Regions from separate parts of the Homo sapiens genome. Here region 1 is linked to region 2. Evidence: read pairs that join two places in POLR2A ChIA-PET (ENCODE). Cell type or tissue: A673. All regions are shown on one strand.

What was found. Peaks named below come from ENCODE experiments on the same cell type or tissue, not always from the same donor. Only the 100,000 strongest peaks of a DNase experiment are listed, where the experiment ranks them.
Region 1: POLR2A ChIA-PET joins it to region 2 with 5 read pairs; 8 of 35 experiments call an interaction of 5 or more read pairs at or near these places.

Annotation. Positions count from the first base shown.
Region 1 is chr5:138,489,327-138,494,326 of GRCh38, reverse strand. LOC124901078 (a long non-coding RNA gene) reads right to left here and starts at 1,999. Exons shown (of 2, transcript XR_007058953.1): 1 at 1,794-1,999; 2 at 1,002-1,065. RefSeq lists enhancers at 556-1,247, 1,942-2,634, 2,635-3,328 and a silencer at 1,844-2,483. In A673, no CTCF peak of the experiment used is centred here; a DNase peak (open chromatin) is centred at 2,166; H3K4me3 peaks cover 1,496 bases; H3K27ac peaks cover 1,936 bases.
Region 2 is chr5:138,565,961-138,570,960 of GRCh38, reverse strand. HSPA9 (heat shock protein family A (Hsp70) member 9) reads left to right here. Exons shown (of 17, transcript NM_004134.7): 4 at 1; 5 at 1,912-2,036; 6 at 3,239-3,312; 7 at 3,400-3,506; 8 at 3,798-3,960; 9 at 4,243-4,335. Among named protein-coding and RNA genes, the nearest start is that of HSPA9, 6.9 kb to the left of the region's middle. In A673, a CTCF peak has its summit at 2,299 (motif pointing right); no DNase peak of the experiment used is centred here.

The DNA.
Region 1 (5,000 bases), 77 kb after region 2:
TCTACTAAAAATACAAAAAAATTAGCCGGACATGGTGGCGCATTCCTGTAATCCCAGCTACTCGGGAGGCTGAGGCAGGAGAATTGCTTGAAACCGGGAGGCGGAGGTTGCAGTGAGCCAAGATCAGACCACTGCACTCCAGCCTGGGTGACACAGTGAGACTCCGTCTCAAAAAAAAAAGAATCAAGGACCCTGCACACAGAAGAGAATAAAAGCCCTACCCAAGCAGAGGCCTGGGGTTCCTGCAAATTCTGTAGCAGCCTACAGGAGCTCCCCTCACACCTTGCCCCTTGGCTAAGCTCAATCATAAATAGCTCACTGGTTTCCAGCCTGGGATCTCCCATCCCTGCAAGGAGCCCACCTCCTCACTCTGACTTGCCCTCCTCCTGGAGCAGGAAGGCGGGTGGCTGTCAGGGGCCTGAGAGGAGGGGAGGAGAGGGCAGGAAGCAGCATCACTAGGAGCCTGGCCTCTGTGGACTGCATTACCCACAATCCTAGAGCATAGATCTACAGAGAAGGCTGCTGGGGGCCTGCAGCCCTAAGTGGGAAAACAAGCCAAGAGGTATCCTAGGCTCTAAGTGTGCAGCCCAGATTCTGAGACCCAGTTTTTTCCCAAACCTACCTCCTGGACCTTTGAGATTCTCTCCATGCACCCTATTCACAGGCATTCAGCCAACCTGGGGCTGTGGAGACCCACAAGGCTCCTTAAATTTTGGATTTGCAGCCACTGTGTGTGTGTGTGTGTGTGTGTGTGTGTGTGTGTGTGTGTGTGTGTGTTGCGCCTGGAAGCCACTGTGTGTGTGTGTGTGTGTGTGTGTGTGTGTGTGTGTGTGTGTTGCGCCTGGAAGCCTGTGAGTGATTTTATTCTGGATCAAGCCCAGAGGCTGCTTGGCCCTAAAAGGCCCTTCTCTGACATATTCACCCACTCAGCCCCAAGCTCTGAGCTTTTCTTTCCCTGCCTTACCTGTGGCAGAACAATCACAGGCTCACAGGCGGGTCTAGCTGGCCACATGGGGACTTGCTTGTCTCCTCCCCAGCAGAAAGCTGGACTTTGTGACAGCTGTCCTGCTGGAACATGGGGGGAGGGGGCTCGGGAACTGTTGCTGGCAGCCCTCTGTGCTGAGATCCAGTCCCTGTTTGTGACCTTTCTCATGGCAGATCAGATCAGGGTAACCACATGGCTGGGCCAGGTTTGTTTCTGGAGGCGCTGTCGGGAGGGCCTGTAGGGGCTTGCTGGTTCTTTCAGTGGTGGATAAACCAGAGCTGTCAGGCTGAGCAGGAGAGGCCCTTCTGGGTGATGGGGGCACCCAGGGGCAGTGCTCAGCCCCAACTCACTCCAGGTGTACACTTGCCCCAGCTGTGGCTCCCCTCACCCTACCCCTCCAGCTTTCTCCTGCAGAGTCAAACTACTCAAGTAGGGTTGTGGGGTCATGAGCCTCAGACCACGGGGAGCCATAGCAGGTGGAGACGTTGGGGACCAGACCTAAAGTCAAAAATGACTGTCCAAGGTGAAAAGGGACTGCGGCAGGCCTGAAACAGGATCACTCAGATAACGACACTTTGTTAAGATCCTATGATCCTAAATCAGCTCAGCAGAGGCTGGTGACCTATGGGTGGGGGTGGGAAGGATTTCCAGGAGGCCAGAAGTCTGAACCAAGTAAAGGATGCGTAGCAGTTCTTTCTGCCAGAATAGTGTGGGAAGGGTATTCCAGGCGGAGGGGGCAGCTCGGCTGAAGCCAGGGAGGTACGAGAAGCGCAAGCGGGGAGGAAGAGAGATGTCAGGGAAGACCCACTTGTCAACTCTCAGGGGAGAGCGGCCGGCGAGGCTCGGAGGCCCGTGTGGCTGGAGGTCCCGGGCTGGGGCCGCTGAAAGACCTCCGGCAGGGCGTGCTGTGCTCCGGGCTAGGGGAGAAAAGCGAGGCAAAATACGAAACCAGCGGGGACCAGCGGGACCCCCAAGTCGGCCCGTCCCGCGCCTCCCGCGCCGGGCCAGGCCCCGCGTTCCCGTCCCTCCCGCCGCTGCCGCCCCCTCCTTGGCAGCAGGTCCGCTGGCCGCGGGCTCCGAGGTTGGGCGGGCCCAGCGGACCGGGCTCCCAGCCCGCGGGCCGCCAGCCAGCCGCGCCGGGAAGGAAGCGCCTTGTATGGGCCTGGGGCCGGGAGGAAGCGCCTTGTAGGGCTCGGGGAGGAAGCGCCATACATGGCGCGGGGCGGACGGGGGCGGGCCGGGGGCGGGAGCCCGCCCGGGATGGAGCCGTTTCCGCCGGAGCCTCTGCGGGCACCGAGCCTCGCAGCCGCGGGCGGGGCGCAGGGGCGCAGGGGCTCCGGGGTTCTACGCGGCCTCGACGCCTGCGGGCCCGGTGGGAATTCCAGCAAAGCCATGCACGATCTGTGGCCTTGGGTGCAGTGCCTTCGTCTCTGAGCCTCGGGCCCTCTCCGGAGGCTGGGGTGAAACGAGAGGCTGCCGGGGGGCCCGCGTGGCGGCCCCGGGCCCTCGCAGTTGCAGGCTGCAGGAGCGGTTTCCCAGACGCCGGCTGGTCGTGCCCCTTTAGCCTCTTCCCAGCCGTCTCAGGCCCGGGAAGCCTGTACGAAGGGCAGAATGAGGAGCGGACGGCTTCGGGAGAGATCTTTCCAGAAGAAAATAGGGCACCCTGAATGTGGAGTTTTCCTTTCCAGTTCAGACAGCGAGGTTCCAGCCCCAGCGTCTCCCCTTGCCAGCCGGGTGATGCTGGGACGGGTACTCACCTTCTCCTGAGCCTGTGTCCTCATCTCCTCCGTGAAATGGGAGTGAGAGTTCCTGCTGTGCAGGTTTGTGGAGATAATTAAATGAAATGGGGGCTGTGTCAAGTGCCTGACGTGGCGTAGGTGCTTCGGCAGTGCCAGCTCCTCAGTCCTCTGTGCCCTTTCCCTGTTCGGGAGTGGGGGCCATTCTCCCTGGAAGCCCTGCCCCTTGAAGGAGACGCTCCTCCTTAGGCATCTTGGGGCCTCCTCGCCAAGACTGGGCCTTCTCCATAGGCATGCCTGTGGCCCCACTGCCCCAGTGACCTGCCATGCCCTCTTCTATCTAACCCAGAGCATAGGTAACCTCCTAGACCATCCTGTGAAGGCAGAAAGAACCTGGGGGAAGTCGAGGTTCCCATCACAGCCAGAAACTGGTATCTAGGACACCGTCCCCTCCCACGCCTGCTGTCAGTACCACACCCACACATTTCACCAAGAGATGGGTATCAATCTCAGAGAAGCATTTCCCAATCCTCGCTTGCTGGCCCTGCCCTGCCCTCATCAGTCCTGCCCATCCCGGAGTCCCACTGAAATCTAACCTGAATCCTCCTGTTCCATCCTGCTGAGCAGCAGTCCGCAGTCCCTGATAGATTCCAGGCAAGTTTGTGGACACACAATAGATGCATGTCACCCACAGCCTTGTTTCCTTTCATCCCTGTCAGGCAAGGAGGCTGTCGTTGGCATGGTAACTTTCCCTGTAAAAGTTGCAGCCCTCAAGGATGTTTTTCAATTCCAGCAGGGACACAGCTCCTTCCCGACATTGTAGACTACGGGGTGACATGTAGATGTGTCATTCTGGCCTCCCCCGGAATGGGGACATGGAGCTGGCAGCACAAAAGGATGGGTTCGTGGAGGGCAGCAAAAGGCTTAAGGGAGATGTCGATTGGATCTCTGAGGAACAGGTTCCTTCTGCCCTGTGTTCTGATACTCTGCCACCCAGAGAAACCAGTTCTGAGGCCCAGAATATTTCGGGAGACTCTTGGGATCTCATAGTGAAAGATAAACACATATCTTCGCTAGAACCAGGCCCCTGACAAATAGCATGATGCCCAGGGCTTAATTCCATAGAATAAGCTGATAAATCATAAAGCCTCCAAAATCCAGCGATTTCCTTTCTCTTCGATTCCTCTGTGGAATAAATGAATATTTATTAGCCATCTCCCGTGTCCCAGCTTCCCATACATCATTTCAACTAATTCTCTGCACAGTTCCTATGAGGGACGTATTACAACATTCATTTTGCAAATAGGGAAACTAGAATTTGGGGAAAGATCTTAAGCACCTTGACCAAAAATCACACGGCCGTGGAGTGGCAGCACCAGGGCTGGGACCCCATTCTTCAGAGCCCAACCCCGTACCTTTTCCACTAGTTCTGTGTTCCTTTATATTTGCTTCTGTGCTACAGGTAAAGATAGTCTTCCCCGCAGGCTCCAAGGCACTGCCTTTCTAGGGAGTCCTCAGCAAGGAAAGGTGGCATCAGCATCTGCCTCTGGGCCCATGTGTTCCTGTGTGGCCCTGCCTGGCACTGCAGCAGCCCCAGCAGCCCCAATCCAGAGGCTTCTCCCTGCCAGCTGCCTTGTCTCCGTCATGGAGTTTCCCCGGCAGAGGGCAAGCGGAGGGAAAGTGGTTCCCAGCTGCCAGCTTCATCTAGGCAAAATCACTTTTGAGCCAGCCCTGGCTTCCCTCAGTCCCTCCAGAGGAGCACATTCAGCTCCCCCGCAAAAAGGAGGCGGGGAGAGACACAGAAAAGAAGGGAACTTCCATGTCTTTCTCTCCCTGGCTGGGAAGCACTTGGCTTTGGGCTGCCACTCATCTTGTAGGTGGGGAAGATTAATACTGATCCTCTTGAGTTACAGAAGTCTCTAAAATGAACCCTTGGGCAGAGCTTTGTCCAAGAGAGATGCTCGTGGAAAGCCCTGGGTCTGAGTGCGGTGGGAGGGGAGACGCAGGTCTCAGCAAGGACAGAGACCCCTGGATCTCCTCCTGCTCTCCCACGTGCTCTCTTCTGAGTGCATTCTTCTGTCCAAAAAGATAAGAAGGGTCATTTCCTGGCAAATGGAACAGGGTCAGGGAGAAAGCAAGAAGAGGAGGGAACTATCGGGTTTTGACCTTGAGCAAAACAGGGAAGGTGTTGATAGTGTTAATAGTTAACATTTACCCACAGTGTGTCAACCACTCTTCATTTATTATCTCATTTAATCCCCCCTCAGGTAATCCTACTG
Region 2 (5,000 bases):
TGTGAGTAACAGCAAAAGTTTTTTGCAAAAAGCAGTTATTTGCAAGGGCCACACAGAAGAGCCTCAGCATGTTGATGAGGATCCCTGGAGCACCTTACTTTAGTAATTTTACTTATTGTCCCTAGGGGAAATCTGTACCACTGCCAAAAGGGTAATCCCTTTAAAAAATTCATTTTTGGCCAGTGCAGTGGCTCACACCTGTAATCCTAGCACTTTGGGAGGCCGAGGTGGGTGGATCACCTGAAGTCAGGAGTTCAAGACCAGCCTGGCCAACATGGTGAAACCCTGTCTCTACTAAAATACAAAAATTAGCTGTGCATGATGGTGGGTGCCTGTAATCCCGGCTACTCAGGAGGCTGAGACGGGAGAATCACTTGAACCCGGGAGACGGTGGTTGCGGTGAGCCGAGATCACTGCCACTGCACTCCAGCCTGGGCTGCTGAGACTCTGTCTCAAAAGAAAAAAATTCATTTTTGTCTTTACAGATTAGGTCTTTGCTATGTATTGACATGATACATGAAAATTTGCAAAGCATTCCTAAACCACATAGTTCAGTGTTGAATACATAAGGCAGAAATGGCATAGGTTCTATCATGTGTTGATCCAGTACAGAAAAAGACTTGATTTTTCTTTTTTCTTCCCCCCTCCCAATAGAAACGGGGCTCACTATGTTGCCCAAGTTGGTGTTGAACTCCTGGACTCAACTGACCCTTCCACCCCAGCCTCCCAAATTATTGGGATTACAGGCGTGAGCCACCATGCCCAGCCTGCCTTTTTCTAAAATAGACATACTAGAGGCTCGGTGGGGTGACTCACACCTGTAATCCTAACACTTTGGGAGGCTGAGGTGAGCTCAGGAGTTCGAGACCAGCCTGGACAACTTGGGGAAAAGCCACCTCTGCAAAAAATACAAAAAAGAGCCAAGCTCGGTGGTGCGCGCCTATAGTCCCAGCTACTAGTGAGGCTTGAGCGTTGAGGGGCGGAGGTTCCAGTGAGCTGAGATCATGCCATTGCACTCCAGTCTGAGTAATAGCAGTGAAACCCTGTCTCAAAAAAAAAAAAAACTAGAAGCATAGGTAGAGTTTCCTGTTGTATACAAAATGTTTTAGGCCTAGAGCAGTGGCTCATGTCTGTAATCCTAGCACTTTAGGAGGCAGAGGTGGAAAGACTGTCTGAGGCTGAGTTTAAGACCATCTAGGCCAACAAGGCAAGACTGTGTGTGTCTCTGTCTATATATATATAAACTAAATATTTTTAAAAATTTAAACAGCTTTATTGAGCTTGAGTAGAATATGAATTCTGTATGCATGGAGTTGCGTGGACCTCTATGACTGGCTTCTTTCACTTAGCATGTTTTCAAGGTTCATCCATGTTGTAGCATGTGTCAGTACTGCATTCCTTTTTATGGCCAAATAATACTATACTGTATGGACATACAGCACATTTTGTTTATCCATTTGTCAAGTGATGGACATTTGAGCTGTTTCTGCTTTTTGGCTATTAGAAATAATGCTGCCATAAACATTTGTGTACAAGTTTTTGTGTGGACATAAATATTTCCATTTGTCTTAGAGAGTAGAATTGCTGGATCATACAGTAACGGTTTCATCAAATTATTCTAAAGTGGCTGCAAAAATCTTCTGCCTGGGGCGCTAAATAAAGAATGTTGAGGTTTCATCATAATGTTTTTATATGTTAGTGATTGCTTTCTTTTTATTTATTTATTTCATTTTGCCTTGTAATTCTCATAAACCATGTTAGTGATTGCTTTCTAAAGAATTTCACAAACTGTCATTTGTTGGCCATGAATGAGTCTCTTGGGGTGGAAGATGGATGTTCATGGTATGTGGTAATTTTGTCATGGTAAGTTGTTCAGGTAGTTTTCTCTAATAGAATTTTTGTGTCTTACAGTAAAAATGTTCCCTTTAAAATTGTCCGTGCCTCCAATGGTGATGCCTGGGTTGAGGCTCATGGGAAATTGTATTCTCCGAGTCAGATTGGAGCATTTGTGTTGATGAAGATGAAAGAGACTGCAGGTGAGTGGGTTTAGTTCACATCTGGGAAAGTTCTAAGAACAATGATTCCTGTGAGATCACTAGCTCCCTGTGCTCCAGCTCCTGTAGATGAATCTGTGGTCCCTTTTGTATAGAAAAACTAGGAATGGCAAAACTGTGTTATACTTCATGCTTTCCCTGCAGATTGAATTAATCTTCAAATCTCACTAATGGTGGCTGGCTTGTTTCTTTTTTTCCAGTAGGGGGTAATGTTCTATATTGAAAGCCACAAGACTACACATTAAGCTTTTGTCCCTGTTAGGTATAAATTAGAACTTCCTATTTGAAGTGGCTGTTGTAAGTCTAAAGGTCATTGTAGTTTAGTGAACCTTCACTAAAATGTTGAAAGAGTGATCTTAGGGGTTTCTGTTTTTTGGGGTTTTTTTGTTGTTGTTTTTTGAGACAGAGTTTCACTCTTGTTGCCCAGGCTGGAGTGCAGTGGCACAATCTCGGCTCACCAAAGCCTCCGCCTCCCGGGTTCAAGCGATTATCCTGCCCTCTCCCTCCCCCCCAACGTAGCTGGGATTACAGGCATGCGCCATCATGCCTAGCCACTTTTGTGTTTTTAGTAAAGAGATGGGGGTTTCTTCATGTTGGTCAGGCTGGTCTCCAACTCCCGACAAATCAGGTGATTCATCCGCCTCAGCCTCTCAGAGTGCTGGGATTACAGGCATGAGCCACCGTGCCTGGCCGGCCGATCTTGGGTTTGTTTGTTTGTTTTGAGACAAGAGTCTCGCTCTGTCGCCCAAGCTAGAGTGCAGTGGTGCGATCTTGTCTCACTGCAACCTCCGCCTCCCAGGTTCAAACAATTCTCCCGCCTCAGCCTCCTGAGTAGCTGAAATGACAGGCATGCGCCACCATGCCTGAATAATTTTGTATTTTTAGTAGAGATGGGGTTTCTCCATATTGGTTAGGCTGGTCTCAAAACTCTCAACCTTAGGTGATCTGCCCGCCTCAGCCTCCCAAAGTGCTGGGATTACGAGTGTGAGCCACCGTGCCCGGCCTGATCTTGGGTTTTTAACCAGTGTATTTACTTGGAGTGTTTCCTGCAAGGACATATTAGGTCACTTACCAAAAGACTGAAGAATGTTGTCTGTGGCTGCAAAAGGATGACACAGGTTGTTGGGCTATATTAATAATTCTGTTCTGACAGAATTCCATGATTGAATTTCATTCTTTTCCAGAAAATTACTTGGGGCACACAGCAAAAAATGCTGTGATCACAGTCCCAGCTTATTTCAATGACTCGCAGAGACAGGTGAGGTCAATTAGCATTCTTATTCACAAAAAGTAAGGTGCCTGGGATGGAAGGGTACAAAAATGTTTTTCTCTTTGTTTTCTCTAGGCCACTAAAGATGCTGGCCAGATATCTGGACTGAATGTGCTTCGGGTGATTAATGAGCCCACAGCTGCTGCTCTTGCCTATGGTCTAGACAAATCAGAAGACAAAGTGTAAGTTTGTGCAGTAAATTTCTCACCTGGATGTGTGAAACTAAAGTGTCACTTAATTTTTTAGTAATTGAGCCTTTTACAGTGCTTTTACTGATTTTAAGTCTGTATTGTCTTTGTTTTTTCATTTCAAAACCATTCTTTTCTTTTCTTTTGGGCCATGGTAATTTAACTAGTACATATCTCAGGGAAATAGCTTAGATTATCTGTATTTGGTTATTGAAATTTATATCCTGGTGATAGGTTTTGTTCTTAAGGATTTCTTTTCTTTTTTTTTTCACAAATCATTTACAGCATTGCTGTATATGATTTAGGTGGTGGAACTTTTGATATTTCTATCCTGGAAATTCAGAAAGGAGTATTTGAGGTGAAATCCACAAATGGGGATACCTTCTTAGGTGGGGAAGACTTTGACCAGGCCTTGCTACGGCACATTGTGAAGGAGTTCAAGAGAGAGGTGAGTTACCAATGTGGTTAATATGTAGACGTTGGGATATTGAGAAATTCTTTGTTCAGATTGCTCTTTGCTTTGTTTACGAGTTCAGTTCAACCCCCTTATTCTAGACACAGATACTCTTTTCAGAATATTTTTTTTCCCTACACATTAAGGGTAATAAAAAGTAATTCATGCTTATATATAAAGGTATGACTCCATTTTGTGTTGTTCCACCTTATTACTGCAGTTTATTTATCACCTCACTAATGCTGGTGTTTGGTGTTCAATGTCTTCACTTTATAGACAGGGGTTGATTTGACTAAAGACAACATGGCACTTCAGAGGGTACGGGAAGCTGCTGAAAAGGCTAAATGTGAACTCTCCTCATCTGTGCAGGTGAGACACGGAAAATTCGAGCAGTCTTGATGGATATTTTCAGCCGGAGCTTATTTAAAATAAATAGTATTTTCTAATTGGCCTAATGTCAGTTGAGTTTTTTTTGTTTGTTTGTTTTTTCAGTTTTCTGGTTTCTAGAGACCTTTGCCATGAGCACAGGGACAGTAAGGTCTTTAGTTTCTTTATGAGCTGAAATTTTTTTAGCCACTCAAATCAGTTACATATACTGGAGCTAAATAATGTGTGAATGATGTGCTGGGTGTACTTGTTTGCCTTTCAGTTAAAGACATTTATTTTAAAACCTGCTCTGGCAGTGTTTAAAACTAGAATTACTAGCTTGGAAAAACTGCTGTCTTAACTGACAATATTAAATAACCTCTCTCCTTGTGAATTGGAGAGTCTCTGAGTGTCTTTTTTTTTTTTTTTTTTTTTTTTTTGAGACAGAGTTTTGCTCCTGTTGCCCAGGCTACAGTGCAATGGCGTGATCTTGGCTCACCGCAACCTCTGCCTCCTGGGTTCAAGTGATTTCTCCTGCCTCGACCTCCCAAGTAGCTGGGATTACAGGTGTGCACCACCATGCCTGGCTAATTTTTGTATTTATAGTACAGACAGGGTTCTGCCATGTTGGCCAGGTTGGTCCTTGGACTCCTGACCTCAGGTGATTG